Regions from separate parts of the Homo sapiens genome. Here regions 2, 3 and 4 are each linked to region 1. Evidence: chromatin loops called from intact Hi-C (ENCODE). Cell type or tissue: endothelial cell of umbilical vein. All regions are shown on one strand.

Evidence for each region. Hi-C counts contacts between places; a loop is a spot of excess contacts. Peaks named below come from ENCODE experiments on the same cell type or tissue, not always from the same donor. Only the 100,000 strongest peaks of a DNase experiment are listed, where the experiment ranks them.
Region 2: a loop joins it to region 1, with 5 times the contacts of the local background. A loop is called at or near these places in 4 of 110 quality-filtered maps.
Region 3: it touches region 1 in a loop (9-fold over the local background); 2 of 110 quality-filtered maps call a loop at or near these places.
Region 4: it touches region 1 in a loop (7-fold over the local background); 2 of 110 quality-filtered maps call a loop at or near these places.

Annotation. Positions count from the first base shown.
Region 1 is chrX:134,617,708-134,625,707 of GRCh38, reverse strand. The region is part of intron 1 of PLAC1 (placenta enriched 1); the gene reads left to right. Among named protein-coding and RNA genes, the nearest start is that of PLAC1, 37 kb to the left of the region's middle. In endothelial cell of umbilical vein, no CTCF peak of the experiment used is centred here; DNase peaks (open chromatin) are centred at 1,857 and 3,387; H3K27ac peaks cover 3,058 bases.
Region 2 is chrX:134,742,168-134,750,167 of GRCh38, reverse strand. It overlaps a transcript of PLAC1 not described here. Among named protein-coding and RNA genes, the nearest start is that of PABIR2, 51 kb to the left of the region's middle. In endothelial cell of umbilical vein, no CTCF peak of the experiment used is centred here; DNase peaks (open chromatin) are centred at 3,667 and 4,337; H3K27ac peaks cover 2,040 bases.
Region 3 is chrX:134,714,458-134,722,457 of GRCh38, reverse strand. It overlaps a transcript of PLAC1 not described here. Among named protein-coding and RNA genes, the nearest start is that of PLAC1, 60 kb to the right of the region's middle. In endothelial cell of umbilical vein, no CTCF peak of the experiment used is centred here; DNase peaks (open chromatin) are centred at 517, 3,927 and 6,407; H3K27ac peaks cover 3,206 bases.
Region 4 is chrX:134,522,240-134,530,239 of GRCh38, reverse strand. It overlaps the pseudogene RPL36AP54. Among named protein-coding and RNA genes, the nearest start is that of MIR450B, 14 kb to the left of the region's middle. RefSeq lists a silencer at 1,017-1,116. In endothelial cell of umbilical vein, no CTCF peak of the experiment used is centred here; DNase peaks (open chromatin) are centred at 1,189 and 4,949; H3K27ac peaks cover 871 bases.

The DNA.
Region 1 (8,000 bases):
AGCAAAAACTGAAGCCAAGGAAGCAGCCCCTGCCAACAACTTCCGTTCTTTCCCTTTCCTTCGGCATGGCTGCCCAAGGAGCCCCCAGTGACTGTTCATGGTGATCTGTTTGTTTCACAATTGACAAAGAAGGAGGGAGCCCTTTCTGACATTTTTGCCCAGAGGACCCAGATTTCTCAGTTTGAAACTGCCAAATACGCAACTTTGGGTGGATATTTGGCTGAATCACTTTGAAGGGCTTGTCAGTGCCTAAAATGGAAATTGTTAGAAAGCAGAGGAGGGTGGTTGCCAGCAACCATGAAATGGTAATGACCAAATCATTTATTTTTGCAATGAAATGTCATCCCCTAACACTACAAAGGCAGGTTTTTTCTAGCTTAGAAGTACTGACTACCTATAAAAATCTTCAAAAGTGATTCTGTGTGCCATGCACATGTACACATATACCCCATTTCTCTCACCCTCTGCCTTCCCTCCTAAACCAAGCTTCTTCCATGTTCCTGGAGCCCAGCTGCAACCTGGGATGAATTAAGATATTGGCTGATTATGAAAGGTAATCAGGCTTCAGCTATCATATAAAATGAAGGGGAGTTCATTTGGTTATTTGTAAGATGGTATGTGGCTGACTTTCTATGTGGGAAAGTCAGTAGGCTGTAATAGATCATGCCCCAAAATACGATGTGGATCTTTTAAAGATCTGTTTGAGTCTAGCTGTAGTTGCACCTAGGAGACATGATACTTAATAAGGTTTCTCCTATCTATCTATCTATCTATCTATCTATCTATCTATCTATCTATCATTTATCTGTCATCTATCTATCTGCTTCATTAGCAGGCAAATTAGGCAAGATCTCCCATTGTGTACTTTGTATTTTTAAATGCTGACACCTTTTTTCTGAGTTTAGGAGGAAGATACTGGAAAATACATTGTGGGTTGACACTGGGGAATGCAAGAGGATCTTTCTTTGAAAACAGCCATTAAGATACTATTCCCCTGGGCCAATTCCTGGGCAGTTTTAACCACATACAAAGCCCCAGGTTCTTCTTCTAGCTTTTCTATATTGACTCCTGTGTTAAGATCAGTGAAAATTTATACTATCATATAATTTATTTTAAAGTAATACTTTACAAGCCTTTGGCTTGAAAATATTTCAGTAACATCTGCACATTCAATACTGAAAAGTAAGATGGCTCCATTCTGCTCTCATTATAGTAGGCTTTGAGAGGTATCTTTTCTTTGTATCACAGTCATTAGTCCAGTGGTTGATCAGCTTCTTTTTCAACAGAAGTGGCTTTTTCCAAAGTCCTTTGTGATTGTTGATGTGGGATCTATTCTGAAAGCAGGTTTGCTGTTAAGGAAGGTTATAGGAACATTACCGTTTAGCCATGGACCTTGATCATCTGAATGTGGTAGCTGGGTGTTATCTCAGTGCATTTGAAGCTCATGCTTATGGAATCCCTGTTATGCAAGGGGTTGGGGAAGCCCACTGGAAAAAGTGGCTCCAGTGTGGATGAATCCGTCCTTCAGATTCCTTTGTAGGGTTGGCTTAAAGGGCAATTATAAATTAGTCTGTGTCATTTCTGTCCATTTCCCAACCTTTTAAGAGCTCTCCTGGCCCTCGATCTGCATGTATCTAATACCACTTTCTCAGCCTCAGTTTCCTAATATGTAACACGAAGGACTTGGACTAGACAAGCTACAAGTTCTCCCCAAACTCTGACACTTGATAAATCTAATGCACTTATCAGCAGAGAGGAATGTGGCTATTTTCCAACTCTTTCTTTAGTTTGGGGAAACTAATTTTATATAATGTTCTTTCCCTGTGTTTCCCTTTTAAAAGGAAAACATGACCCATTTCCGGTGTTGTAAAGTCAACACTTTGCAGCTCTGCACGAGGAAGCTTCTTTCTATGTAGAAGGGGCACAGAATGCCACGGGAACCAGGGCAGGAACCAACACCTGACAAGAGATGCAGGCACATGCGGCATGTGGGGCGGGCTGTCCCTCACAGGAGCCAGAATCATCAGTACTAGCCTCAGTCCTCCCATGCAGCTGGCCCCACTCAGAAGCATAATGGTGTGGAGCAGAGATCCCTGAGCTAGCATTCCTGGATTAGAGTGCTTACTAGCTGTTTACCTCCAGTGAGTTAATTAACCTTTCTGTGCCTCAGGTTCCTAATCTGTAAAATACGAATAATAATCACACTACTGCAGAGTACAGTTGCAAGGATTAGATAAGATCACGTGGGCATGTAAAGTGCTTAGAACAACGTGTAGCACACACATATTAAGTGCTCGGCAAATGTTAACTATTTGTCCATTGGGCTCAAATGTCCAAGTATGGATCCAGGAGTTGAAAGGTTGGATTCCACAGGGCCATCCTCCCTCTTGTGTCCAAGACTCTTTGTGGTCTAGGACAACTTTTGTGAGAACAACTTGTATCTGCTCTGGAATAGATGACTTTCCCTTTTCTATAGAGCTACTGTCCAACTAGCCCAGCCTTAGTGTCCCTGGGTTCACAAGTCAGTGATAATGACCAAAAATATGAAAAACTATCTGACGAGAGGGAAAGTGTGCTCATTGAGACCCCAGCAATAAGCAATTGTCTGCCATTGCAGAGGATTTAACAGAGCTCAGACGTGAAGGCTCTTGTAGTTGACAAAGGATCTTTAGAAAAGAATGTTCCCTGAGGGTGCTCCATGTCTACAGAGGCCCAAACAAGAGAAAACAGATTGTGGTTAGACCCAGGGAAGACATTTTTACCACACACAGATAAAATGCTGGGCCACATTCCCAAAACAGGTTATGTAGTGTCTTCCCCTGGTAAATTGGGAAAAGAGTGGCTGGCCATCTGTCCTAGATTGTTTCATAGACCACCAGAGCAGGAAGAACCCTTAGAGGTCATCATATCCAAACCTCTATTTTAAGGATTGAGAATGCTAATACACAGAGGGAGGAGATAATTGCCCTATAGTCATATAGCAAATTATTAGCAGGACCAGGATTTAAATCTTAGGCCAACACAGCTTGCCACTGCACCTTAGTTATCTCTTAAGGCACTCAAAGTGCTGTCCCTTCTAGTTCTGGAATGCTCCATGGTATCAATGTACTAAAAAAGTAACTGAGGCCCACCCAGAAGGACTCGAAGGTGTTGAGCAGTATCCAAATTGCAATTCCTCTAGTTTACCCATCCGATTTTGGAGCTCCAGCTGTCAAAGTGTTTCAGCCAAGCCTCCTCATTCAACTAACTGGTCTTAACTTACCATTTGAAAGCAGCTGTGGTTAAAGCAGAGCTTGCTGACTCAGCCCATGTAGTAAGGATGACTAAACACAAGAATTTCCTGTGGAGGGGGGAGGAGGGGGATGGAAAATATCTTTCAAATGCATTTGTTTCAGGGAACCCTTCTGATCAGTCAGGAGGTAGCCCACCGTGGGCCCATGAGGAAAAGCAGCAGGCTGTCCCCGCTCAGCACCAAGGCAGGATTTGCAGATGTTTCCTTTCTTTTTTCTAAACAACATTGTGGCTGTCTCGGCACCATTTTGGTCTGGCCAGCATTTGCACAGAGCTTCATCTGCCAACTGATACAGCCCAAAGCCAAGCGGAGCAGATGCCTTCCCTGACTGGAGGGGCCTTTCACATTCCTCTGCTCAGAGCCCAGGGGTGAATTGGGGCTGATCTGCTTTATCTCAAGACAGTTTCAATTCTGAGCCCACCTTGAACTCAAAAGAGAGGATCACTTATGCTGACCGATCAGAAAATATTGTGGGCTGGCTTCCATCTCCAGGATGCACCTTGGGGAGTTTGCAATCTGGAGTAACGTTATCATTTTCAGGTCTGAGTACCACACGGCCATTGGACAACTTCAGGAAACAAACATTGACCTTCAGTTGGGTTGCTCACCAGCTTAAAGCAGTAATCCAGTGAACCCAAAATTTGGGTAAATATTTTAAGACTGTTGGCTGGAAAAGAGTCTGCCTTGCTCAATTAGAAAGTGGAAGACACCTGGTGCATTTGGGGGTGACAGATTTTATTTACAACTTGCAAAATAGAAAAGGGCAGCAGGGAAAAAGAGAGAGTGAACATACTCAGCCATATTCTGAAAGCCATATACAACTCAAACAGTTCAGTCATTGAGGATTCAAGTCCAAGAGGCCTGCCTCACCCTCATGCTCACAAGGAGAAAACAGGACTAACTGCCTCCGAGGTCTCAAACAAGACCGAGGATTTTCTTTTCTTTTTTTTTTTTTTTTTTTTTTTTTTTTTGAGACAGAGCCTGCTCTGTTGCCCGGGCTGGAGTGCAGTGGCACGATCTCGGCTCGCGGCAACCTCCACCTCCCGGGTTCAAGCGATTCTCCTGCCTCAGCCTCTCAAGTAGCTGGGATCACAGTTGCGCACCACCACACCTGGCTAATTTTTGTAGTTTTAGTAGAGATGGGATTTCACCATGTTGGCCAGGCTGGTCTTGAACTCCAGACCTTAAGTGATCCGCCAGACTCAGCCTCCCAAAGTGCTGGGATTACAGGCATGAGCCACTGCGCCTGGCCAAGGATCTATTTTTCATAAGCAAGTAAAAATTTCTTCATCTAATGGGGGAAATGTTCTGGAACAGGCAATGTGGAGTAATGGAAAACAAACTGGTCTGGCAAGAGGAGAGGGGAGAAGGAAGGAGGGAGTGTCCCAGTTCCCTTGGGTGTGAAGGGTGACCCAAGAAGTGTAAGCTTTGAAGTGTTATCTTACTTTTCTAAGCCTGTTTCTGATTCAGTAAATACTTTAGCTACACATAGTGCCTAGTAATAATGTTTTCTGAATAAGTGAGAGTGAGAGAGAAAAAGAAAGCAATGAATATATGAATGAATATGTCAAGAAAGTGAATTAATATATGACAGAATGGTAAGGATTTGCGTAGTTCATGGAGTTGGTTTGAAGCTTAAATGAAATAATGGTTATGAGTTCTCATTTTCTAACACTACGCTTAATACATTATCTGTATACTCACTATCTTATTTGAATCTTTCGAGGCTCCTGTGAGATAGGCAGGGTAAGGACTGTCACCTGTCTGATAGAGGGAATTGAGTATCGGAGAGGTGGAGAGGCAATAGATGATGGAACTAGGGGCTCCGCATGCAGTGCTCCTTCTAACGTACCACACAACCTCTTACTTTCAGATGAAAAAGGTTTTTAAAGAAGAAAGTTCTATAGGACCACCACATAGGATCTATGACTTACAACTAAGCACCTTTTATATGAGGGCTTAAACACTGGAAGTGGGCTTAGAAGAAGAAATATCAGGCTAGGACTAACAATGCTATTGAAGATTATGGTAAGAACTTGTCAACTCAAAATACAAGAGGCCAGGGGGAAATGGTGTTGGAATGACTTGGGTTTGGATTATCTAATATTTTTGTAAAAGAACAATGGGACCTCTAGTTGGCAAGGAACTAACAGTTGCTATTTGAAATAACATGGGCCACTATAAGAAGGTTGACTGTAGACTCAAGTAAGTCAGCCAGTATCTACTTAGTTTGTCCCATCAGGTGTCTGGCCTTTCATGAAGCCATAAGCTGTTTAGCAGGAACAGACTTGTGGTCTGAGTCTTCTCCAGGTTTACATGGGTCTTAGAACCTTTGACTCATGATACTGAATGGTGCTGTTTAATAAAGTCATATAGTCTAGTCCCCATCCAGTAAAGCTATTCCTATCTGATGAGTCACTGTCCACCCTCCAGTGACAAAACAAATGAACAAACAAACAAACAAAAAACTTACTGCCTACTGTACCTATAGTTTCCAGCTTTCTGTTCTGGACAGTTATGATGGTCGTCTGTGCCATCATCATTTCTAATTGCATGGGGCACTAGGGAAATAGAGATATGTTCATTGTAAGTGTACCTCATGCAGGCAATTAGACATTGAAAACAAAATTTTCATAAAGCAAATCCTTATTTTTGTGCCCTAGATCGGCTTGTTATTTAAAGAAATCATTGATCTCTAGTTTATCATTTTCTAAAACACAGAATTAGGTTTTCTTTTTCTTTTCTTTTTTCTTTTTTTTTTTTTTGAGATGGAGTCTTGCTTTGTCACCCAGGCTCAAGTGCAGTGGCGCAATCTCAGCTCACTGCAACCTCCGCCTCCCAGGTTCAAACGCTTCTCCTGCCTCAGCCTCCCAAGTAGCTGGGATTACAGGCGCATGCCACCATGCCTGGCTAATTTTTGTATTTTCAGTGGAGATGGGGTTTCACCATGTTGGCCAGGCTGGTCTTGAACTCCTGACCTCGTGATCTGCTCACCTCGCCCTCCCAAAGTGCTGGGATTACAGGCATGAGCCACCGCGTCCAGCCAGAATTAGGTTTTCTTAATGCAGGAGTTTTAAACATGGGGTCTGTTGCTCTTGGACTAGCTATGGGAAGCTGGGTGAATTTTTCTGAAACTATGTGCAGAATTGTGTTTTTGCTTTTACATACTTTTCTGAGAGGATCTACAGCTTTCCTCAAATTCTCAAAAGGGTTAACACCCAAAAAGGTGAAGAAAAACTGGGTGAAAAAAATGGTGGAACTATAATTGTGTTTGTGAGTCCTAAAGTATGCAGCTTCAACTGCAATTTTTTAAGAAGGTGGCTTTGTCTCTGTCAATTGCATGGTCTGGTTCTCTTCCTTCTGCTGCCTCTGAAGGATAGGTACCCATGGGACATAGTGCCAAGCTTTGACTTTTTCTCTGTCGTATTTGCAGGGTATTAACCATGCTAATAGGAGTTGAATGGCAATTGTTGTAGACTAAAATAAGGTATTATTTGATAACATTTCTAATTCCTTGTCCTCAGTTGTCAACCCCAGAGTACAGCCTATAAGGCAGACATCTTTGTTGCATGACTTCAGCTTTAGAATCAGAGAGCTCTGTGACCTTGGGAAAGTCACTTAATCTCTCTGAGCCTCAGTTTTCATCTGGCAGATGGGAATAATAACAGGGTTGTTGTGAGGATTATAAGTGAGATGATGAGGCTGGGCATGGTGGCTCACGCCTGTAATCACAGCCCTTTGGGAGGCTGAGGTGGGCAGATCGCTGGAGCCCAGGAATTCAAGACCAGCCTAGGCAACATAACGAAAACACGTCTCTACTAAAATAAAAATAAAAATAAAAGATTAGCCAGGCATGGTGGTGCACACCTGTAGTCCCAGCAACTGAGGAAGCTAAGGTGGGAGGATTGCTTGAGCCTGGGAGGTTGAGGCTACAGTGAGCCATGATCGCACCACTGCACTCCATCCTGGGCAACAGAGTGAGAACCTGTCTCAAAAAAAAAAGTGAGATGATGTATATAATGTGCTGGAAACATAGTAAGTGCTTAATAAATAGCAATGCCAATGGTACCTGTGCTGATAAGCAAGTTCTTAAGAAGATCCAAAGCTCTTTCCTGAGGATATGGATAGCTCTGTCTGGGAGCTACCTTGCTGCCCGGGGCCATGCTCAGTGGTCCATCCATGGGCATGGGAACAAAAACAGTCGGACCTTTGTCACTTTATTCAAAACATAGGGTTTGGCCTGTTCAACACTTGTACTCTGCTAGAAACTGTTGAGGAGCCCTGAAACCATGTTTGACTATTAAACCCAGAAGTTCTATGTAGGGAAAAGGGAGGAACAATTGGTGCAGTCACATCAGCTCAAAAGTTCCAGTCGGTGCTTTGACCCAGCAGCAATAATAGTGTCCAAAGGGCCTTCCCATCCCTGTTCTCATTTTATCCTCAAAACAGCCATATGAGGTAAGCAGAGCAGGTGCTGGAGAAGCCACTTATTGCAGCAATGATACAAGCAGGTCCAGAAGTTTTAAGGACTTTGTGAAAATGCAGTGGTTTGTAAATAAGTAAAATTCGTGTGTTAGCAGGAAATGTTTATTGGGTATTCGTTTTTGAATATTGAGTTTATTGAGTATAACTGAATATAGCACAGAGCTGGGCACATGGAAAGGCTTATATAGTCAGATTGGTGTGGCAAGAATTCCATGACAATGCA
Region 2 (8,000 bases), 120 kb before region 1:
ATTATGCAATTTAGGCTTAGAAAGTTATGTTTGAGTATATCCCAGCAGCTCTGTTACTCTCTCTTAAACATCTTCTGATAAATTCCATTGGTTTTTTTTTCTGATGAATTTAAGCCTTGATAGTATAAAATGTATTTAGAGGAATCTCACTAGGCAGGTTAGGGCCCTTCTGCCTGGGTGGTGTTTGGTTAGGGTTATCTGCAAGATTCCATTGCTTGTTCTCCAAGCAAAAGAGCTTTCGGGTAGCTCACCCACGCCTCTCTGGTGATAGGAGTGGAGATGGTGGGGGCTTCCTTATAGCTAGAAAAATTATAGCACTGTGTAAGCCCATTGCTATTTAACTAACACTCTTTCCAGATGTTCTTGGAATGGAGGCCAGGGGCAAGATATGCTTATTGCAATACAGCTTCTATTTGTGGGAAAGGAGAAAAATTAAAGGAATGAGCAGATAGAAATGGAAACTGATCAGCTAGTATTTTTCTATATGTTAATAACACGAAAAGAATTAATTATGAACTGAACAGAGTTTTCTTTAAAATCCAGGTATTAGGCAGCAATTTAAAATCTTGATTTTTTGATAGAAATATCTCAACAAGCTCAAATTTTTGACTTCAGAAACAAGTGCACTCTTTGGCTACCTCGTCAGTCCTGTGGATATTTCTGTGTAGGCATTTGGTTCTTGTTTTCTTCTGTCACCCAGGTTGGAGTACGGTGGCCTGAACATGTCTCACTGCAGCCTCAACCTCCCAGGTTCAAGGGATCCTCCCACTTTAGCCTCCCGAGTAGCTGGGACTACAGGCAAACGTCACCGTGCCTGTTTGTTGTTGTTGTTTGTTTGTTTTGTTTTGTTTTGAGTCAGAGTCTCACACTGTTGCCCAGGCTGGAGTGCAGTGGCACGATCTTGGCTCACTGCAACCTCTATCTTCCATGCTCAACAATCCTCATGCTTCAGCCTCCCAAGTAGCTAGGACTACAGGCAGGCACCACCAAGCCCGCCTAATTGTTGTATTTTTTGTAGAGACAGGGTTTCATCATGTTGCCTAGGCTGGTCTCGAACTCCTGGGCTCAAGTGAGCCTCCTGCCTTGGCCTCCCAAAGCACTGGGATTACAGGTGTGAGCCACCATGCCCAGCCTGATTCTTGTTTTCATTGCAGCCTAACACTCTTAGAAAAGGCTGATTCGTGTCAAAAACCCATGACAGTGAGTAACCCTGATTAGAACTCTTCTTCTAACATTAAAATTTAAAGTAAGCAAAATGTGTCTTGTTCAATATGTTCCAGTGGCCAGTAAGGGACAATACGACTTCTCCAGTCTCTATAGTTCCAGCTAGGGATTTAAAGAGAAATAAAACAGATGTTAGAGCCTCAACCTGCCAATATCAGACCTAGGTAATTGTCTTGCCAGTCATTTCATCCATCTGCTGTAAAATATCAAGACGTTCCCCCCATTTAAACCCTGATACCAGAGTAATTCAAGCTGCCTGAGTAACACCAGTAGCTACGACCAAATTAAGTTTTCAAAGATGAGAATAAAACTGCTGAAAGTAGAATTTGGCATGCCTCTAAGAGATAAGGAGTCACTCAGAAATTTTAGAATTTCAATTTGTTCATCCAGGCATTTGTTAAATATCTTCCAAGATCCCTTACCATTGGTGATGTGGGGAGAAGACAGGCGATTCAGTAGCGGTATCAGATATGAATCTGGCCCTCAAAGATTTGTACTCTAGTTGGGTTTACAGATCTGAAGCTTCTAAAGCAATTCGAGAACAATTAGATGTAAACTTACATGGTAAGGCCCAGAAGGTGACTAGAACCAGTACTTTTTTTTTTTTTTTTTTGAGATGGAGTCTCTCTCTTGTCGCCCAGGCTGGAGTACAGTGGCGTGATCTTGGCCCACTGCAACCTCCGCCTCCCGGGTTCAAGTGATTCTCCTGTCTCAGCCTCCTGAGTAGCCGAGATTACAGGCGCCTGCCACCATGCCCGGCTAATTTTTGTGTTTTTAGTAGAGACAGGGTTTCACCATGTTGGCCGGGCTGGTCTCCAACTCCTGACCTCAAGTGATCCGCCCACCTCGGCCTCCCAAAATGCTGGGATTACAGGCGTGAGCCACTGCATGCAGCTGAACCTGTATCTTTAAAAACAAAAGAGACATGTGATAGCACAGAGAGAACCTGGCATTAGCGTATCTAAGGCCAATTTTGTCACTAACTGACCGGATCACCTTGGCCTTAAACTCTAAATCCTGTTTGTTTTTCTATAAAATGGAGATTGTGCTACTTGCTAAACTGGCTTTCTCACAGGGCTTCTTGTCTAGGGTGGGAAGCCATACTGGATAATTTTGAAGTCCTTTCCTGGCTCTTAATATTCTATGATTTTATGGTAGTGAATGCAAAAGTGCTTTGAAAAGTGTTAAGTGGTGTACATTGTAATATTTGTGGCATTATCATCATTATGAATGCCTCTTTGGGGTTCCCAGAGGCTGATGTTCTCCGTGCATCTGCTCACAGGACCACCACACAGCAAGTTTCCTGACTCTCAGGCCAGGATTCTCTTTCTGATCCCATAATGTCTCTTTTAAAAATTAATAAGCTGAGTGACTAGCAGATAATTTCCCAAGGAGGTCCCTACAATTTCCCCACTCCCACACACATTTATTTTCTCTTCCTTGGCAGAGTGCAAACTTCACTACAGGCCACCGAACAAAATAATGTCTTCTTTTAAAATCATTAAGCTGAGTGACCAGGCAACTCGAAATATAGCAGGGTGTTTCCCAGGGAGGTCAGGTCACCACTTTCCCCACCCCCTCCTCATTTATCTTCTCTTCTCCATCAGAATGCAAGCTGCCACACAAACTTTTGGGCATATGCTCTTTTGGCCTCCTGGATAGGCAGGTGTTAGCCACAGGAAACAAGCAACTAAACAGGCTGCTCTTGGTGCCGATTGGCCATGGGTTAATGAGAGGTTTCATTTAACTCTAGGTGGTCGGTGGTGTTCCACCCCACCTCTCCCAGAGTATGTCATTGTCCTGAATGAGAAGGCCTGAGGGCAATGCTTAGAAATGAGTTTAAGCTGTTACACATCAACTAAGGTTAAAGTCCTCTGTGCTTCTGTCCCCCTTATTGCCTACTCTATACCATTCCTCTTAGCATATACTGCCTTGGGCTGTTTTTATTTTTTCTGAAGCATGTGGCCTGTATCCCTTAGTGAAACCCTGTAGCCCCTTGAACATTGAGCACAATGTTCTGTAAACAATATTCACATGATTTGAAAAACAAAATCCAAGCAATGTAGAAAATACGATCTTCTGAAGTATTTACAGTCCAAAAGAAATTATACTGATACTAATCCAAGAGACTTGGAAGTCTATTCACTTCCACCCTTTCACCTCAAATTGTGCAGATTGGTTTAACAGCCCACCATGTCTCACTAATGTTAATGTATGGTTACCTCTGGCAGTCTCGACGCTGAGATCTGTGACTGGAGCCTGGGCATCAGTTAACTTTGCCAATGACTGTGATATATCATCTATAATATATGATACGTGATATGGCCAGTGGAGCCAAACAAGTCATTGGAGAGTGAGTTATGGGCTTTCTGGACAGAAGAGGTATTGGGTCAAGTCCAAAAACAGCATTCAATTTTCCTACTCTGTAAGCAGCAAGAAAAATGAGGGCCAAGGTGACCACAATCCTATCTAGCCTCTACATCTGCCTTTACCAAGATGTTTCTAAAGTCCTTGATGTTAACTCCAGAAAGGCAGTAAAAATGGACCAACAGCAGAGAGATGTAAAGGGTGCCTTCCTGTCTCTTGGGACAATGAGGCAGCCAGCCAGCCTGGCCAGCTGAAGGAGAACAAGGCAACCTGCCCAGCGAGACAAAGCAGAGGTCAGACAAGGAAGTGGAACTATTCTGCAAGAGGGGTGGGAGTTTTGAAAAATTAAAAACAGGTCAAGGAGGAAGCTGATGATGGGAACTGAACCTCAGGCCACAGGCCTTTGATTGTATACCCTCCAGAACAGAGTGTCACACTGAGCACTGCAAGTAATCTGGCTTTGCCTATGTCAATGTGTGTTATCCTCAACCTTGGCTTGGGTGAGTCTTCAATTCTCAAGCTGATTCATTTTAAATTCAACAAAAACAAGGGAGAGGTGGGGAGGGGAACAGATTTTAGGGGTTACTTACCTCCCTCTGAAACTAACGCTGGTGTTTTCTAACCCAGCACCTTGCAACAAAGGGAGAGCATGTTAGCTTCCTTCTGGGAAAGGAAGGAACTGGACTCACTGTGGTTTGGGTAGTGCTTGCTACTGAGGCATTAATCAGGGTCCTGACATAGCTGGAAAGGGCTGGTTTCCTTTTCATGTATAGAATCATAAAGGGGGCACAATATTCAAACAAAAGGCCAAGGAAACCTCTCCCAAAGATCCTATCAACTGCAGTTCTGGACCAAGGAGTCTGGCCAGAAGGGAAAGCCCATTTTAGAAAAGGACCCTGTTTTTCCAGGCAGTGACATTCCTGTTACTGCGGATATGACTATAGTTCCAAAGAGGTCACTGAGATAGACCTTAACTTCAACTGGCTTTCAGGGACTGGCCAATTATTTATGGTAGGGTTATTTTTCATTATCTGTAACATTAAGAAGTACAGATCTCCTACGCTTAAGATGGTAGCCATTGTGGTTTGACATCCCACCATCCATTTTACCTCTTACATTGTTTAACGTAAGTATAGTTTTGGGGATTGCTTCCAGCTCCAGTGGGTGGAGCCTGATTAGTCTGAGCCAATCTTGGTGATGCCATGTCTCTGGATTTTTCAGCTATACCTCGCTACAAGGATTGGCTTGGGAATGGGCATATGACTAAATTCATATCAATGACAGATGAAGGAAAGTTTGCAGTGGGTTTCTGAGGAAAGCTTCCTCATTGTTAAGAAAGAGATCTCTCTCACTCCATATGTTGTCATACATGGGTGTGAGGTCTTCAACTGCTGCAGACATCTCACTCAAGCTTGAGGGTAAAGTCAACTGGGGGAGGAGGCCAGGACAAAAAGAAGAGTGGGGAAAAGGAACCAGGGCTACAGAATTATGTTGGCCCTGAAGCCATGTGCCTCTGGATTTCTAGTTTTATGAGCCAAAAGCTTTCTCATTTTGGAAGGTAGATGGTGACAAGAGAGTCTGGCTTGTCCTTGAGACAGGGACTCCCAGATCACCCAGTGGAGACTCTGGGAGACTGATACACACACACTGGACTCAGAAGAGACTGTAATCTGGAACACCAATTTATTCAATGACAAGGAGTATGTGTCTTTCCAGGACCTGAAATGCTTGTGTCCTCTAACTTCCAATCCCAGTATCAAGGTACCTAGGAACCCAGGCTGGTAGTACAAAAATAGCAAACTGCAAAAATAATAATAACCAATAGCCTGGTTTGCCCAAAGTCACGTAGCTTGTAAATAGCAGAGCACAGAGAGTCAACAGGTAGACTCTGATCTGAGTCCAAAGCCAAAACTCATAAGTAGTTTATCTAGCCTTTAGTGACAATCAGGACGTTATTCCGATGGACAAAAACAATATACTGAGCCCTTGCTATGTGGCTGGCCCTGTGCTAAACACTCAACATTTATTACTTAATTGACTCCTCACTATAACCCAGCGGGGACAGGTATTATGATAATTCCCATTTTACAGCAGTGGCAACAGAGGCTTGGAGAAATGAAGTCAGTCCCCAAGGCTATGTGGGTAATAAGTGGCGGGGTCACCTGATATAATTCTAGGGTATCCACTATTCTTTAAGGAATCATAACGAAGGGAGCGGGGAGAAGAGTAGCATCTAGGTTGTTTCCTCTGGTCCCATCCAAAATATACCTTTCTTTTTCTTTTTTTTTTTTTTTTGAGATGGAGTCTCTCTATGTTGCTCAGGCTGGAGTGCAGTGGCATGATCTCAGTTCACTGAAACCTCTGCCCCCTTGGTTCAAGCAATTCTTCTGCCTCAGCCTCCTTAGTAGCTGGGATTACAGGCATGTGCCACACCCAGCTAATTTTTGTATTTTTAGTAGAGATGGGGCTTTCGCCATGTTGGCCAGGATGGTCTCGAACTCCTATCCTTAGGTGATCCACCCGCCTCGGCCTCCCAAAGTGCTGGGATTACAGGCGTGAGCCACCGCGCCCGGCCCAAAATGTATCTTTCTGATGGCCTAAAGAACTTACGTCCTCTTCCTTAAACAATGCCACACACTTGCTGAGAACGTCTTACAATCCAGATGTCCTTATTCAGTATTCACGTTCGGTTACCAAAAACTTTCGTCACAACCAGATCAAGATAACTTATTTTGTATTGGTTAGCCCTTTAAATTGATCCCTTGTGGTTGAGATTTTAGAAACCACTCTCAGTCTCTTGCTGATTTTGAGATAGTACCCTAGTCTTAATAGCATCGATGGCTAGAGTTTTTCTTGTTTCGGAGAGTGACATTGGCTGGCCTTGTCCCTACATCCCAGGAGGCTACCTTATTTGTATCCTGCAGACCTCTTCTTACTGTTTTCAGAATTTTTATGGTGTTTAATTATTCATTCTTGCCTGAACCATACATCTTTGCTGTAACTTATGTTTCTTTTGGTTTTTTACTACGTCTTTATTTTCTAATTAAATTATTTTAATTGTTTTATGTTTGGAAGTCTTCTCTCCCCCACCCCCCAATAAAATGACAAGCTTCTTTCAGGCATTGACTGTATTTTCTGCTTTCTACACATTCCCCACAGCACCAAACAGAAAGTGGAGCACATAGTAAGCATTCAGTGAATGCTGATGGAATTGAATTATGAACTATTGTCTCATGTTCAGTCTTTCCCCAAGGGCTTTTGGTTAGAACATTTGGCCGGAATGTCATACAGACAAAACTGAATTAGGAAAAAACATGCAATATATGTTAGAGTCAAGGTTTCAGGCTTAGAATTTTGCATTACCTAATGTTTTGACTTCTTTTCAAGTCAGTTAGTTATTATCTGGCCTCACAAACATTGCCTTTCTTGTTACATCTTCTAGGTGGGACTTTTCTTTCTCTTTGTCCTGTAATTTCACATTTATCCCTCTCAAACAAATCCTTGAGCATGGTTTTTCTTCTTGCTGAAGAAGTCACTGTTGTGGCCATCCTAGAGTGGCCTGCTGTGAAACATGTGCTATTTCACTTCTGTCTTCATTTTTATTTTCTTGTCTTTCTGTTTCTGTTTTCTTTCCTTTCTCTCTCTCTTTCTTTCCTTCTTCTTTCTTTTTACATTAACAACTGCCTGTAGATGACAACAGCTAGAAGGTGACAACAGAAACAGGAGGACCAGCCCTTGCTGTAGCTTACACCCTAAAAGGGGAAAGACAGGACATCCAAATGGAACAAAACACACACATTTGAGGATTCCAATGCAGGAGGGGACAGAGGAGTCATCAATTTGAACCTAATTTAGCCCCTTAAGGAAGTCAGCACCGAGACCATTGCCAAAACTTTATTGATTCCTACTTTGGACTTAAAAAAACCCTCTCAGAGTTGAAAGAAGACCACTGTTGTCTTTTTTTCTTTTCTTTCTTTCTTTTTTTTTTTGAAACAGAGTCTCGCTCTGTCGCCCAGGCTGGAGTGCAGTGGCGTGATCTCTGCTCACTGCAACCTCCGCCTCCTGGGTTCAAGTGATTCGCCTGCCTCAGTTTCCCAAGTAGCTGGGACTACAGGCATGCGCCACCATGCCCAGCTCATTTTTGTATTTCTAGTAGAGATGGGGTTTCACCATATTGGCCAGGCTGGTCTCGAACACCTGACCTCAGGTGATCCGCCCACCTCAGCCTCCCAAAGTGCTGGGATTACAGGCTTGAGCCACTGCGCCCGGCCCACTGTTGTCTTCCTTACTTCGTACTCCATGCTCCAGGCTGTGCAGCCACAGTCCTGTGCTCTCAGTGCCTGGGCAGGGATAATCAGGAAGTGTCAACTCTGTTATGGAGGGAACAGTAAGCCTGTCTGCCCATCTTC
Region 3 (8,000 bases), 97 kb before region 1:
TAAGTGGAATCGTGTAATATGTGGCCTTTTGTGTCTGGCTTATTTCACTTTGCTGAATGTTTTCAAGGTTTATCCACATTGTAGCATGAATCAGTGCTTCATTCCTTTTTATACCTGAATAATATTCCATTGTATGGATATACCAAATTTTCTTTATCCATTTGTCAGCTGATGGACATCTGAGTTGTTTCCATCTTTTGGCTATCTGTGAATAGCAATGCTATAGACATTCATTTATGCCGAGTGCAATGACATGTGCCTGTAGTCCCAGCTACTCAGGAGACTGAGGCAGGAGGGTCACTTGAGCCCAGGAGTTCAAGCCCAGCCTGGGTAACACAGAGAGATCTCATCTCTAAAATAATAAAAAGAACACATTGATTTACAAGGTTTTCGGTGGGCACATGTTTTCGTTTCTCTTACTGGGTCATATGGGAATTTATGTTTATAAATTTTTGAGGAAATGCCAGACATTCTCAAAGTAGCTGCACCACTTTACATTCTCACCAGCAATGTATGAGCGTTCCAATTCTTCCACACCCTTGCCAACACTTCCTGTTATTATCTGCCTTTTTTTATTTTTATTTTTATTTTTTTTGAGACGGAGTCTTGCTGTGTCACCCAGGCTGGAGTGCAGTGGCATGATCTCGGCTCACTGCAACCTCTGCCTCCCAGGTTCAAGCAATTCTCCTGCCTCAGCCTCCCGAGTAGCTGGGATTACAGGCGCATGCCACCATGCCTGGCTAATTTTTGTATTTTTAGTAGAGACGGGGTTTCATCATCTTGGCCAAGCTCATCTTGAACTTCTGACCTTGTGATCCACCCGCCTTGGCCTCCCAAAGTGCTGGGATTACAGGTGTGATCCACCATGCCCGGCCTGTCTTTTTTTTAAGAGACAAGTTCTCACTCTATTTCCAAGGCTGGAGTGCAGTGGCAGCGATCATAGCTCACTGTAGCCTCAAAATCCTAGGCTCAAGCAATCCTCAGCCTCCCGAGTAGCTGGGACTACAAGGTGTGTGCCACCATACTGGCTAATTTTTTAATTTTTTTTTCAGAGGTGGGGTCATTCTATGTTGCCCAAGCTGGCCTCAAACTCCTGGCCTCAAGTGATCCTCCTGCTGTAGCCTCCCAAAGTGCTGGGATTATAGGCGTGAGCCACCATGCCCAGCCTGTCTTTTTGATTATAGCCATCCTAATAGATGTCTTCACTAGGTATCTCTTTGTGGTTTTGATATGCCTTTCCTTAATGGCTAATGATGTTGAGCATCTTTTCGTGTACTTATTGGCCATTTGTATATCTTCTTTGGAGAAATGACTCTTCAGATTCTTTGCCCATTTTTAATTAGGTTATTTGTCTTTTTATCGTTTAGTTGTGAGAATTCTAGATACTCTAGATACAAGTCCATTATCAGATATATGACTTGCAAATATTTTCTCCCATTCTGCATGTTGCCTTTTCACTTTCTGGGTGGTTTAATTTGCAGTACAAAAGTGCTTCATGCTAGGAAGGCACAGTGGCCTATGCCTGTAATCCTAACACTTCGAGATGCTGAGGCAGGAGGATCACTTGAGCCCAGGAGTTTGAGAACAGCTTGGGCAACATAGTGAGAGCCCATCTCTACAAAAAATAAAAAAAATTCAGCTGGGTGTGGTGGCACACTCCTGTGGTCCCAGCTACTAAAGTGGCTGAAGTGGAAGGATGGCTTGAGCCCGGGAGGTCAAGGCTGCATTAAGCTATGATTATGACACTGTGCTCTAGAAATAAAAGTGTTTCATTTTCATATAGTCCAATTTATCTCTCTTTTTTTTCCTTTGTCACTTGCGTGTTTGTTGTCCTATCATCCTAAGAATTTCTTACCTAATCCAAGGTCAGGAAGATTTACACTTATGTTTTCTTCTGAGTTTTAGTTTTAGTTGTTACACTTTTAGCTCTGGGTCTGTTGCATTACTGTGTACATTTTAAGATCAACATGTCAATTTCTGCCAAAAAAAAAAAAAGCCAGCTGAGATTTTATTAGAGATTACACTGAATCCGTAGAACAATTGGGGGAGTACTGCCATCTTAGCAATATTAAGTCTTCTAATCCATGAACAAGAAATGTCATTCCATTTACTAAGGCCTTCTTTATTCTCTGTCAATGGTGTTTTATAGTTTTCAGTGTACAAGTTTTGCACTTCATTTGTTAAATTTATTTCTAATTAGTTTATTATTTTATTGCAAATAGAATTGTTTTCTTAATTTGATTTTCAAGTTGTCCATTGTTAGTGCTTAGTCATAGAATTGATTGTTGTGTTTTCTGGCATCCTGCAACCTTGCTGAACTTGATTATTAGCTCTAATAGTTTTTTGTGGATTCTTTAGGATTTTCTAACTAAGGTTGTGCCACCTGCAAATAGAGATATTTTTTACTTCTTCCTTTCCAATCTGGATGTCTTTAATTTTTTTCTCTTGCCTATTTAGCCCAGCTAGAACTTCCAGTATAATATTGAATAGAAGTGGTAAGAGTGGACATTCTTGTATTGTTTTTGATCTTAGGGGGAAATCTTACAGTTTTATACCATTAAATTTGATGTTAGTTGTGGGTTTTTCATAGATGTTCTTTACCAGATTAAAAGTTACTTTCTAGTTCTTGTTTATTGAGTGTTTTTTGTTTGTTTGTTTGTTTTTCATTGAAACGGAGTCTTGCTCTGTCATGCAGGCTGGAGGGCAGTGGCATGATCTCAGCTCACTGCAACCTCCACCTCCCAGGTTCAAGCAATTCTCCCACCTCAGCCTCCCGAGTAGCTGGGATTACAGGCTCCCATCACCACGCCCAGCTAATTTTTTTATTTTTAGTAGAGATGGGGTTTCGCCATGTTGGCCAGGCTGGTCTCAAACTCCTGACCTCAAGTGATCCACCCGCCTCGGCCTCCCAAAGTGCTGGGATTACAGGCCTCCCAAAGTGCTGGGATTACACCTCGCCTGGCCTACTGAGTGCTTTTATCATGAAGGAATATTGAATTTTGTCAAACACTTGTTCTGCATCTATGGAGATTAACAGGTAGTTTTTGTTCCATTAATGCAGCATACTACATTGACTGATTTTCTTATGTTGAACCAACCTTGCATCCCTAGGAAAAATTTTATTTGGTCATTGTGCGTAATTCATTTTATTTGTTGTTGGATTCAGTTTAGTAGTATTTTGTTGAGGATTTTTGTGTTTGTGTGATAAAATACAGATAACATAAAATTCGCCATTTCAACAATTTCAGAGTGTACAACTCAGTGACATTTGTTATGTTCACAGTGTTGTGCAATACTTACCACTATGTAGTTTCAAGACATTTTCAGCATGACAAAAGGAAACCCCACACACACTAAGCCGTCATTCTCCCCTCCCCCTGGCAACCACTAATCTGCTTCCTGTCTCTATGTATTTGCCTATTCTGAATATTTTTTGCCCAGGTGTGAGGTGAAAAGGGTTTGGGTGAAATTTCCTCTATTTAGAAAATTACTATCACAAATTCTTTATCAGTCAGCAGCCAGTCAGCAGCCTGTCCCACACAATTATTCACAGGCCCCTTTTGAACCTCCTGCATTTGGCAAGAAAGGGAGGTGAGCATGGAAAAGGAAGAGGGCAATCTTTCAACTGTCTCCCCTCCTTCTGCTAGAGAAGGGGGACTATGAGAAGAGGACTGCCCAGGATGGCTCCAGGCAAAATATAAACATTTGTCTCCTTTGCCCTCAAATCTCCCCTTTCTGCTGCTATATCCAGGCCCTGGTGGCCTCAAGTAGCCAGGCCCTAGGATATCTCTAAGATCTCTTCCCTCCAGGCGGGGCTGCAGGCCCTGAGACTACTTTCATAATTGGTTTCCTGTTGGGTGTCCCTTGCCTGCAAGCCTTACTAACTGGCCAGATGGCATCCACTTGCTTGAGCCACGTGTTCTTGTTTGCTAAGGCCTCCCTAAGTTATCCTGTCCAAATTCCCTGAACGTGAGGAATGTCAAGCCCCAAAGCTGTAAAAACGGTGACTCACTGAAGTCCAAGAAGGAGGTACTTCTGGAGAGCAGGGTGATCTTTACGTACTTTTCAAGTAATGCCCATGGGCAAATTTGTTATTTAGTGAAGCAGGATCAGGCAGTGGGAAAAAAAAGGTGACACCCCACCCTCACAGTATGCCTTACAGCCCACTCCACAGCTTTATTAGGAGCTAAGTCTCTGGAGAGATTCTGGGGAATTTTTTTTCTCCAGGGAGGCTTTCTGGCTTACACTTCTCCAGACCCCAAGGACACTCCCAGATGCAAGGTGATGTCATTGGAGTGTTTTCAGATAGAGAATTTAAGACTTGCTCTGACCTCATGTGCTTTGTGTTTCCAGTTTAACTCAAACTTTCCAAGACTTGAGTTCATTTACCTTTAATCAAAATTCCCTTTCTGGGCTCCACTTCTGATTACACATGGGCCTCTAAGTCTTCTTGGCCATCAGGTACCAGTTGATCAAAAGTGTCACACATTTAGGTAGGGCCAGTGTGGCTGACATGCCCTTTGAAGTTCAAATAGGGTTGGAAATGAGTGCAATATTGCTCACATGATGTCAAATCTCACATGTTTGAAATAGAGTGTGTGACATTTGACAAATTCAAGCACATGGTGAGGCAGCTATTCTGCTTACAGAGCAAAGACTCCACTAAGGACTAGGTGAGTGACTGCTCATTGGGGCCTGCCTCTTTGTTGACAACAGACTCAGACTGGGGCCTTTTTGACGAAAAATCAGAATGCTATTTCCAACCCTTAGGCAAGTAATGGGCTAATGAATGGCTCTAGAATTTTAGGAGACAGGCCTCACTCTGGGGGACAGTCCCCACTGAAGGCAAAGTTCTTTCCTCACCCCCACATGTGTGGCTGATAAAAGCTACTTGTCTGGCTGGGTGCGGTGTCTCAAGCCTGTAATCCCAGCACTTTGGGAGGCTGAGGCAGGCGGATCGCTTGAGGTCAGGAGGTTGTAAACCACCCTGGCCAACATGGTGAAAACCTGTCTCTACTGAAAAGACAAAAATTAGCAGGGGTAATTTTTGGCACGCACCTATAATTCCAGCTACTCTGGAAGCAGAGGCAGGAGAATCCCTTGAACCCAGGCAGACATTGCAGTGAGCCGAGATTGCACCACTGCCCTCCAGCCTGGGTGACAGAGCAAGACTCTGTCTCAAGAAAAAAGCTACTTGTCATATGTGCGCAATGTACTTCTCCCTGAAGACTATTTCAAATGGTTTCAGTTTGGCCATCTACCCAGAACGCACACGTACCCAGCACGCACATGTACCCAGCAAATGCCTTCCTATTTCTACCATCTTTACCCATAGAAGGCCTTAGAGTAAGTACTCTTTTTCACTGAGTCAGGTTTAGACCACAGAATCCTCAGATCAGCACTCCCAGCAGCCTGGGCCAGTTGCTTGGAGTTGGTATACAAGATAATGAAAATTGCTATCATTTTACTGAGGATTTATTATGGGTGAGGCACTGGGTAAGTGCATTACATGCATTATCTCTTTTAATTCCCACAATAGTCTTGTTATGTACTATTATTCTCATTTTACAGACAAGGAACCAAGGCCAAGGGAAGGTAAGTAAACTTTCTCAAGGTCAGATTGGCAGAACTGGGCTGGAATTCCCGTCTGTTTGACTCCAGAGACTAACCTCTTAACCGTTACGCTATGCCAGTTCATTCATTCACTCAACAAGTATTTAATCGGCACAAATTCTGTGTTAGCATGGTTCTAGGCCCTGGGGATACAGCAGTCAGAAGATCTTCGCCCAGTGGAACATGACACTGTGTGGGCCTCTGGAAGAAGGCCCTCTGGGAATCAGTGACTTGACACTGGATAATACATCCATTTGCTAGCAGGATGAGGGATCTCAAAAATGTGGGAGCTCCACGCCTAAACACAGGGAGTATATGGAAAACTCAAGCCACAAGGCAAAAGGGCAATGGCAAAGTTTCAGCTCAACCCTGACAGGGCTCTGTATGCTTAGCATAGGCTATAGCCCATGCTCCAGTGCTTGAGAAGGATAACATGCCCTACTGATCTCTGTAACCCTTGAAGGTCAACCACCCCAGGCCCTCCTACCATAAGCCAACATTAAGTTTTTCAAGCATCCCAGGTCTGCCTGTCTTTTTTGCCATTAGCAGCTGAATGTGTGAAGCTCGTGGCTCCCCGCAAGGAACCCTAGGGGTGGGTCACAGGTGGGGCTGAGCTCACTCTTCCTATAGATACATTTCCCCCTTGTAAAGAGCAAAGGAGACAGATCAAAGGCCACCTGGGCCCACTTGCTTGCTAGAGAGACCCGGGGGAGCTGGAAAGGAAAGGGGAGGAGGGGACTGGGGTAGGCTGGAGCTGTGCTGTGATTGATTGGCTTGTTTTGCTCCTGCACTTCTGTTTACCCAGCTGGGCCTGCTGCTGCCCAGAGGACCAGCATGTGCATGGCCACTCTGGCCGGCCTTTGGGGCAGTGTCAGAGTGAGCTGTGCACTCAGCCATCTCCTGGCAAAACTGAGGCAGGGAAGTTTGTGTTTTATGTCTGCAACTTTCCTGCCCCACTGGGCCTTCTCCCACCTCCAGGGACACCCCTCCGTAACACACACACCCCAGTCTCAGCCACAAAGTTCTTCAGGTCTTCTTCCTCTTAGTGGAACCTAGTGTCACTCAGGTATCTAAGACACTAACAGGTAAACATCTGCCAACAGCCTCTAGCTTAATTCTTCTAGCATTTCAAAATGCCGGGCTTCTCTGTAATTAATTAGTCCATTCAAGGCAGACAAGAGCAGAGGGCCCCAGGAGAGGGAAACAAATAGCTTATGAAAGAGCTACAGATCCAAGGACACAAATGAAGTCCCTGGTCTTCTAGGTCAGTCTTTCTGTTAATTGACAAACAAGGTTAAAACAAATCCCAGCATCTCAGTAATGCTCTCTGCTCGGTTTGAATAGCAGTAGCCCAAGGTAGAACGGTTTCAGAACTCAGTGTGTTAGGGGGGTGGGGGGCCGTGGGCAGGATTTGAAGATTTGAAGGACCCTTCCAAGTGCACGTGGCCACTGGTTTGTCAGTGTTTAACGCCAGCTCTACTTTTCTTAAAAACCAACCCAACCCCAAATCAGAAGCAAGTAGAGACTGGTGGCAAAGGGCCCCTGGGCTTTGGGTAGGCACTAGAGTGGTGGTTTAGAGTGGGCTTTGGAGTCAGACAAGCCTGAGTGGGAGTTTCAAATCTCAGCTCTGCTACTTATAACTGTTTGACTTTGGGCAAGTTGCTTAGCTTTTCTGAGTCTCAGTATAACCTTCTGTCAAATGAGGATAACACCTACCTCACTGCATTGTTGTGAGGATTAAATGCCATAAAGTGTGCCAAGTGCTTAGCAACTGATCTGTGTTATCAATATATACAGAGGGGTGTGATGATCAAAGACGAGGATTGTGGAGAGAGGGGGATGGGATACCTCATTCTCTTCCTGAAATGTTCAGCACTTTGGGTGTGCATTCCTAATGTTTACACAGTTCAAAGGCGAGTTCAAAATGTGGAAACAACCCAAATGTCTATCAACGGATGATTGGATAAACAAAACATGGTACACACATGCAATGGAATACTATTCAGCCTTTAAAAGGAAGGAAATTCTGATGCATACTACAATACAGATGAACTTTGAGGACATTATGCTAAGTGAAATAAGCCAGTCACTCAAAGACAAACACTGCAAGATTCCACTTACATGAAGTTTCTAGGATGGTTAAATTCATAGAAACAGACAGTAGAATGGGGGTTGCCAGGGGCTGGGAAAGAGGGGAATGGGGAGCTAATGTTTGATGGGTACAGAGTTTCTATCCGAGAAGATGAAAAAATTCTGGAGATGGAGGGTGGCGCTGGTGGCACAACATTGTGAATGTACTGAATGCCACTGAATCGTACGCTTAAAATGGTTAAAATGGTAAACGTTAAATTTTATGTTGCGTGTGTTTACTGCAATTTTGGATGGAT
Region 4 (8,000 bases), 95 kb after region 1:
CCTCCTGCAGGTTTCCAAACCTGAGATAAAAGGAGAAGGCGGCCGGGAGCAATGGCTCATGCCTGTAATCCCAGCACTCCGAGGCAGGTGGATCACCTGATGAGGTCAGGAGTTTGAGACCAGCCTGGCCAACATAGCAAAACCCCGTCTCTACTAAAAATACAAAAATTAGCTGGGCGTTGTGGTGCACGCCTGTAATCCCAGCTACTCTGGAGGCTAAGGCAGGAGAATCGCTTGAATCTGAGAGGTGGAGGTTGCAGTGAGCCAAGATTGCGCCACTGCACTCCAGCCTGGGTGACAAGAGTGAAACTCCGTCTCAAAAAAAAGGGTGTGTGTGTGGGGGAAAGGCACCCACTGGGGGTCGGCATGGTGAGCGAGGTGAGGCCAGCCATGTCAGGGGTGGGGCCCAGTGTGGCTGTCAAAGGCCAAGCCAGCTGAGGACACTACTGCCAATGGGTAGCCTGGCCTGGGGTGTCAGAGCTCAAACCGGGGAAGGAGGGTGGGCTAGTGTTTGATGTCAGATCCTGAGGTGTCAGTAGCTCACCCATGTGGTCGGGGGCAGCCTGGCATAGAGTGTCAGAGTGTGGGTGGGGCATATAGGGTATCCATGCCATGGGGTGGCCTGGAGCATTGTTTCAGAGCCCAAGCAGGGTTCAGAGGGCGGGCGTACATGTGGAGGGCAGCCTGGCATGGCCAAATCTTGGCCCAAGTGGGCTGAGAAGGCCATCAATATGCAGAGTGGGTGGGACTAGTATGAATTCTAGAACACCCGATCCTAGTCACAGTTAACACAGCTGAGGATGGGAATGACGTGTCAAATGAAAACCGGGACAATTAGTAAAAGTCTAAACGCATGACAACCCCACCATCCCCACCCCTGCTGCCCTTCCCCATTGAGCTCCCTGGAAACCACCTTATTGCCCTGAGGAGTAGGCTGGCTTTTACTCTCCGTAGCAGATGTCTCTAGTACCTCTTGTCCCTTCCCCTTGAGCCCCACCGATTTCAGCTGCTGAAGTGCACTGTCTTCTACAAGATCAGCCTGACCTCATGCAGGCAGCACAGCGTTTGCCCTTGAGGGAGCATTAAGTCTCTTTCTGCTTTCAGTTTCAAGGCCTTCTCTTAACTGGCTGACTTTTAACAGCAGACTAAACCATTCTCCCTTCATCCCAGGGAGAAGCCTCCATGATGGGGGTGGGGGCTTTGGTTTAAAGGCTCTGGCTTCCTGTTCTTCAGTGGACAATTCTGAAAGCCTTGTGGATGTTTCCAAGGAAGCCTCCTGTTTCCTACAGGGATGACCTCATTCATAATGCACCTTTTTACTGGCTTTTCCTCTTTCCCCGTCTCACTCTCTTGGCTCCCTCTCCCCAATTTCCCAGGACCAACTCCCAGATAAACCACCTGTTCTCAAATCCTCTTCTCAGCCTCTGCTTTGAAAGGAACCCAAACTAAGATAGTCTACATTTGGAGATGCCATAATTAAATGTCTGTGTTCTGGTCCAATTATTTTATTTTATTTTTATTTTGTTTTATTTTTGAGACAGGGTCCCCTTCTGTCACCCAGGCTAGAGTGCAGTGGTGCAATCTGGGGTCACTGCAGCCTCGAACTCCTGGGCTCAGGCGATCCTCCCCTCTCAGCTTCCTGAGTAGCTGGGACTACAGGCACGCGCCACCATGCAAGGCTAATTTTTGTGTTTTTTGTAGAGATGAGGTCTCATTACGTTGCCCAGGCTGGTATGGAACTCCTGAGCTCAAGCAATCCACTCACCTCGGTCTCCCAAAGTGCTGGGATTACAGGCGTGAGCCACCGCGCCCAGCATGGTCCAATCATTTTAGAGTGAAGCCGGCGGACAGGCCCCATTCATGCCACAGAACTTCCAGTCATCTTATGGATATCTCAACCCTAAGTATGGACAGCCAAGATCAGGGCCCAGGGCTAGGACATCAGTGAGGTAAGCAATGCACTCTGAGTGCAAAACGTAAGGAGGCTTTCACTCTCAATTGCCAACCCTGCACTTGCAGGACCTGAGCCTGAGGGACCCCTGACATTTTGCACCCTGGGCTCTCTGCTTGCCTCACCCTACTCCTGGCTCTGGCCAAGACACTAATAAAAAGCCTGTAAGGTTGAAACAAACAAATAGAAAAAAAGAAACTCAGATGAAAAAGAAACAATGCAAACAACAAAGAGCAATTCTTAGAAATCCACAATATTCTCAGAGGCATAAGATAATTTATTTATTCACCAAGAAGAAAAAAAAAGGGGCATTTAAAGAACAAGAAAGAGCTCTAGGAAATTAAAGGTTCAAGATACCACTCAGAGAGCAGAACAAAAAAGGCAAAGAACAGTAAAACAGACCGGAAAAGGAAAAGGACATTAGAGGATTGTTCCAGATGTGATGTAAGAGTGCCAGAAAGGGGGTAAGAAAAAAGTGAGAGAATATTATCAAAGAAATGATACATTAAAATATCCAAAGCTGAAAGACATAAAGTTCCAGTTTTCAAATAATAAAAACACTGCGTGCCCAACAGAGTGAATGAAGAAAGCCCACATCAAGTCACCTTTTGTGTACATTTCAAAAACAAGAATTTAAATAAGATTCCAAAACCCCGTCTCGACCAAAACTACAAATATTAGCTGGGCGTAGTGGTGTACACCTGTAATTCCAGCTACTCGTGAGGCTAAGGGCAGGAGAATCGCTTGAACCTGGAAGGCGGAGGTTGCAGTGAGCCAAGATTGTGCCACTGCACTCCAGCTTGGGCAACAGAGCAAGACTCCATCTCAAAAAAAAAAAAAAAAAAAAAAAAAAGAAAAAGAAAAAAAAAGAAAGAAAGAAGAAAAGAAAAGAAAAAGAAAATATTCTAAGAGATTCCGGAAGGAAAAATAGGTTATACACAAAGGATCAGGAATCAGAATAGCTTTGGATTTTTCCAGAGAAATACTGTGTTGGCAGACAGAAGATAAGGAAGCAATGCCTTCAATATTCTGAAGGAAAATTAACATCTAACAGAGAATTCTATACCTGGCCAAACCAACAATTAAGTGTGAAGCTTGAATATAAACACTTTCAAACATGCACAGTCTCAGAAATTCCTTTTATTGTACTCTTTCTCAGGAAGCTACTGGAGGGTGAATGCAAAATGAGGGAGAGACACCAGCTTTTGTAAATCGCAGGCTAGGTAATTTGGACTAACACTACTGCTAAAAATATCAGAGAAGGTGGACAAAATCATTTACAAATATCCTCAAAAGTATAAAATACTTAACAAGACAGTGAGAAGGTAGTGCATCGAGCTCCAAAGAGGGCAAGAACCCAGAGAGATGAATCCAAATCTTGGGCATCACTTTTGCTCAGAGATAGGGAACAAAAGCCAGGGTCCAGGGTCAGTCAAAAATGGAGACTCTGGCTGAGTGCGGTGGCTCATGCCCATAGTCCAGATATTTGGGGAGGCCGAGGCAGGAGGATTGCTTGAGCTCAGGAGTTCGAAACCAGCCTGGGCAATATATGGAGACCCCCGTCTCTCAATAAATAAATAAATAATGGAGACTCTGGGAAACCATCCCTACTTTGGGGTGGTATCCTGAAACACTCTACCCTAGGAGTAAAGATGACTTGGAAGTAAACTAGCTCTCACATGCATTGTAGCCTGCATTCCATTCATCCGAGTAACCCAGAAAAATCTCATACCCTGAAATTAAATTCAGTTGATTTCAGATAGCTAGTAGCCCCAGACACCTGAGGATAAAAGTACAAGTATTCTTTGGAGGAATACAACAATATCCTGGGCTTCAAACTATTTATTTAAAATAAAATCTAATGTCTACGTCATGCAATGCATGTTTGTGCAAAACCTGGCGCTAAAGCATTTGTAGATGACCTGCTTCTGTGTGAGGGTTTCATCCACAGCGGGGCAGTTCTCTCACTGTGATCTATGGAGAGTCAGCCTTTGACACAAGGGTTTGTAAGAAAAAAAAAATTATTAAAAGAAAAATAAGAAACAATAAGAAACAAGAATATTTATTTATTTATTTATTTATGTATTTATTTGAGACAGAGGCTCACTCTGTCACCCAGGCTGGAGTGCAGTGAAGCGATCTCAGCTCACTGCAACCTCTGCCTCCCAGGTTCAAGCAATTCTCCTGCCTCAGCCTCCCGAGTAGCTGGGACTACAGGTGCCCACTACCACGCCCAGCTAATTTTTATATTTTTAGTAGCACACTTGGTTAATTTTTGTATTTTTAGTAGAGACGGGGTTTCACCATGTTGGCCAGGCTGGTCTCAAACTCCTGACCTCAGGTGATCCACCCACCTCGGCCTCCCAAAGTGCTGGGGCGTGAGCCACTGCGCCCTGCTGGAAACAAGAAATTTTTAAAAATAAGAAAATTTTAAAGAAAAAATTTAATATCCAACACATAATCAAAGATAATAAAATACCTCACATCATGAATGTTGTTTTTTGTTGTTGTTGTTGTTGTTGTTGTTGTTGTTTTGAGACACGGTCTGTCGCCCAGGCTGGAGTGCAGTGGCACAATCTCGGTTCACTGTAACCTCTGCCTCCAGGTAGCTGGGACTACAGGCGCCTGCCACCACACCCAGCTAATTTTTGTGGTTTTGGTAGAAACGGGGTTTCACTGTGTTGGTCAGGCTGGTCTTGAACTCCTGACCTCAAATGATCCTCCGTCTCAGCTTCCGAAAGTGCTGGGATTACAGGCATGAGCCACCGCGCCCGGCCTCAAACACATAAAGATTTAAGACACCGTGTCAGTGGTTTGGGGCTGGTATAATAGAATGCCGTAGACATAATGGCTTAAACAACTTATTTTTCACAGTTCTGGATGCTAGAGGGCCAAGATCAGAGCAAAGCATAGTTCGTGGTGAAGGCCCTCTTCATGATTATATCCTTACATTGCCTTCATTGGTATTTGGAAAGAGAGTGAGACAGAGAGGGAAGCGGTGGGCGGAGACAAGAAAAGCAAAACAATGTACAACAGAGGATATGTTATCATAGTACAGTACCTCACTCAGCAGAGAACAATGTTTATTTAGTCATTTTAATGAAAACACCAAATGTAAATTAAGCAAAACTTGCTAAAACTTTGTTGGGAGGATGGAAAGAGGATAAATGTGTGTGTGCCTATATGACAGTTAAATCCTCATCTTCAATATTTGCCAGTCAATTGGTAATATTTAAAATGTAACATCAGGCCAGGTGTGGTGGCTCACACTTGTAATCCCAGCACTTTGGGAGGCCAAGGCAGGCAGATCACCTGAGGTCAGGAGTTTGAGACCAGCCTGGCCAACATGGTGAAACCCTGTCTCTACTAAAAATACAAAGATGAGCCAGGCATGGTGATGCCCACCTGTAATCCCAGCCACTTAGGAGGCTGAGGTAGGAGAATTGCTTGAACCCAGGAGACAGAGGTTCCACTGAGGCAAGATCATGCCACTGTACTCCAGCCTAGGTGACAGAGTGAGACCCTGTCTCAAAAAAAAAAATTAAAAATTAAAAATAAATAAAAAAATAAAATGTAAAATCAGGAAATAGCAACATAAGTACAGCATTTTATTTATTTGTAAATCTAATTTATCATTTAATTTCTCCTTTGATCCATGAGTTGCATGGAAGTATTAGTTGACTTACTACAATGTGGGAATTTTTTTCTATTTTGTTGATTTATGATTTAATTTCACCGTGATCAGAGAGCATACTTTAGATTTCAAAGCCATTATCCTCAGCAAACTAATGCAGGAACAAAAAACCAAACATGGCATGTTTTCACTTATGAGTGGGAGTTGAACAATGAGAACACATTGACCCAGGGAGGGGAACAACACACACTGGGGCCTGTCGGGGGGGCTGGGAAGGGCGCGCATCAGGAAGAACAGCTAATGCGGGGCTTAATACCTAGGTGATGGGAAGATCTGTGCAGCAAATCACCATGGCACATGTTGACCTCTGTAACCAGCCTGCACATCCTGCATATGTACCCTGGAACTTAAAATAAAAGTTGATGAAAAAAATTTTTAAGACTTACCGTATCTCCCTGAATATGCTCTATCTTGGTGACCATTCTATGTGCCCTTGAAAGGAATGTGTCTATTCTGCTGTTGTTAGGTATACTGCTCTGTAATTAGATGCAGTTGGTTGACAGTAAATTTCAGATCTCCATTATATCCTTATAGATTTATTTATTTATTTATTTATTTTGAGATAGAGTCTCACTCTGTCGCCTGGGCTGGAGTGCAGTGGGTTGATCTTGGCTCACTGCAACCTCCACCTCCCGGGTTCAAGCGATTCTCCTGCCTCAGCCTCCTGAGTAGGTGGGATTACAGGCGCCGGCCACTACGCCCAGCTAATTTTTTTGTATTTTTAGTACAGGCAGGGTTTCACCATGTTGGCCAGGCTGGTCTTGAATTCCTGACCTCATGATTCGCCCGCCTTGGTCTCCCAAAGTGCTGGGATTACAGGCGTGAGCCAGCCGATATTTTTTGTCTATTTGTTCTATCAGTTGCTGAGAGACTGGTGTTAAAATATCTGACTACGATTGTGGATATGTCTATTTCTCTATATAATGCTGTCAGTTTTTACTCATGAACTGTTTTGCTCTGTTGTTAGGTGCATACATATTTAGGATTGTCATGTCCCTAGTGAATCGTTTATTTTATATTATCTAATGGCCGTCTTTCTTTGGGTAATTCTCTTTGTCTTGAAGTTACTTTGTCTTATATTAATATAACCATGAAGCTTTCTTACACTTGTTGCACATTTTTTCCATCCTTTTACTTTCTTTTTTTCACGAAGCATAAATTTCTCCACAAAGGGAATTTTAATGATGGCTCTAGCTTATTCCCTCCCCAAAGGCCAACTGTAGGCTGGGCATGGTGGCTCAAATTTGTAATCCTTGCACTTTGGGAGGCCGAGGGCGGATCACTTGAGGCCAGGAGTTTGAGACCATTCTGGGCAACATGGAGAAACCCCATCTCTACAAAAAATACAAAAATTAGCTAGGTGTGGTAGCACATGCCTGTAATCCCAGCTACTCAGGAGGCTGAGGCAGGAGAATCACTTGAACCCAGGAGGTGGAGGTTGCAGTGAACCAAGATTGCACCCCTGCACTCCAGCCTGGGCGACAGAGTGAGACTCTGTATATATATATATATATGTTTTTTAAATGGCAGCTGTAACCAAATGAAGTGAACATAACCTCAAGATTGTATTTTCTTCACAATAAAAAAGATCACGCTAGAACTGGATCACTTTGCCCTTTCTCTTCTTATCTCCTTCCAGTTCAAAATGTTTGCATTCTCTGAGAAAAGCAATTGGGCTCAATGCTCTCATGTCTCGGTATAATCTTAGTACTTTCAGCCTTTTTCCGGAAAATCAACTTAGTCTGCCCACCATAGCCACTCTACTTCCTGTCATAACGCCACTTTCCCCAGGCATAAAGAGAATGCTTGCCCTTCTTGTACTGTGTCACTTTGTGGTATTGGTGATTCCTAAACTTCTTACAGAAAGTCTGGTGACTTTTAGGAATGTTCACCAGGTTTGCGAGAGTGCTATCAGCATAAAAAGCTCATCCTTTTAATCTTTCTGCGTCTTTATATTTAAAATTAGTCTCTTGTAGATGGAAGAAATAGGCCAGTCAATTACTGGCTAATGACCTTTATACTTGTGTAGGCTTGATTACAACCGTGTTGGGCAAGATGGTAAAACAGCAATTTATCTGTATCTCTGCCCTGCCCATTTCCTTTCTAATTAAAACATTGCTGAATAGCACTTCACTGCCTGCTCTCCTTGTTACAGAAGTAGAAATTTCGGCCAAGCCTGGTGGCTCATGAGTGTAGTCCCAGCTGCAAGGGAGACTGAGGCTAGGGGATCACTTGAGCCCAGGAGTTGGAGGCTACAGTGAATTGTGATTGTGCCACTGCACTCCAGCCTGGGTGACAGAGTGAGACCCTGTCTCTAAAAATGAAAATAAAAAAATAAAAACCAGCTGGGTGTGG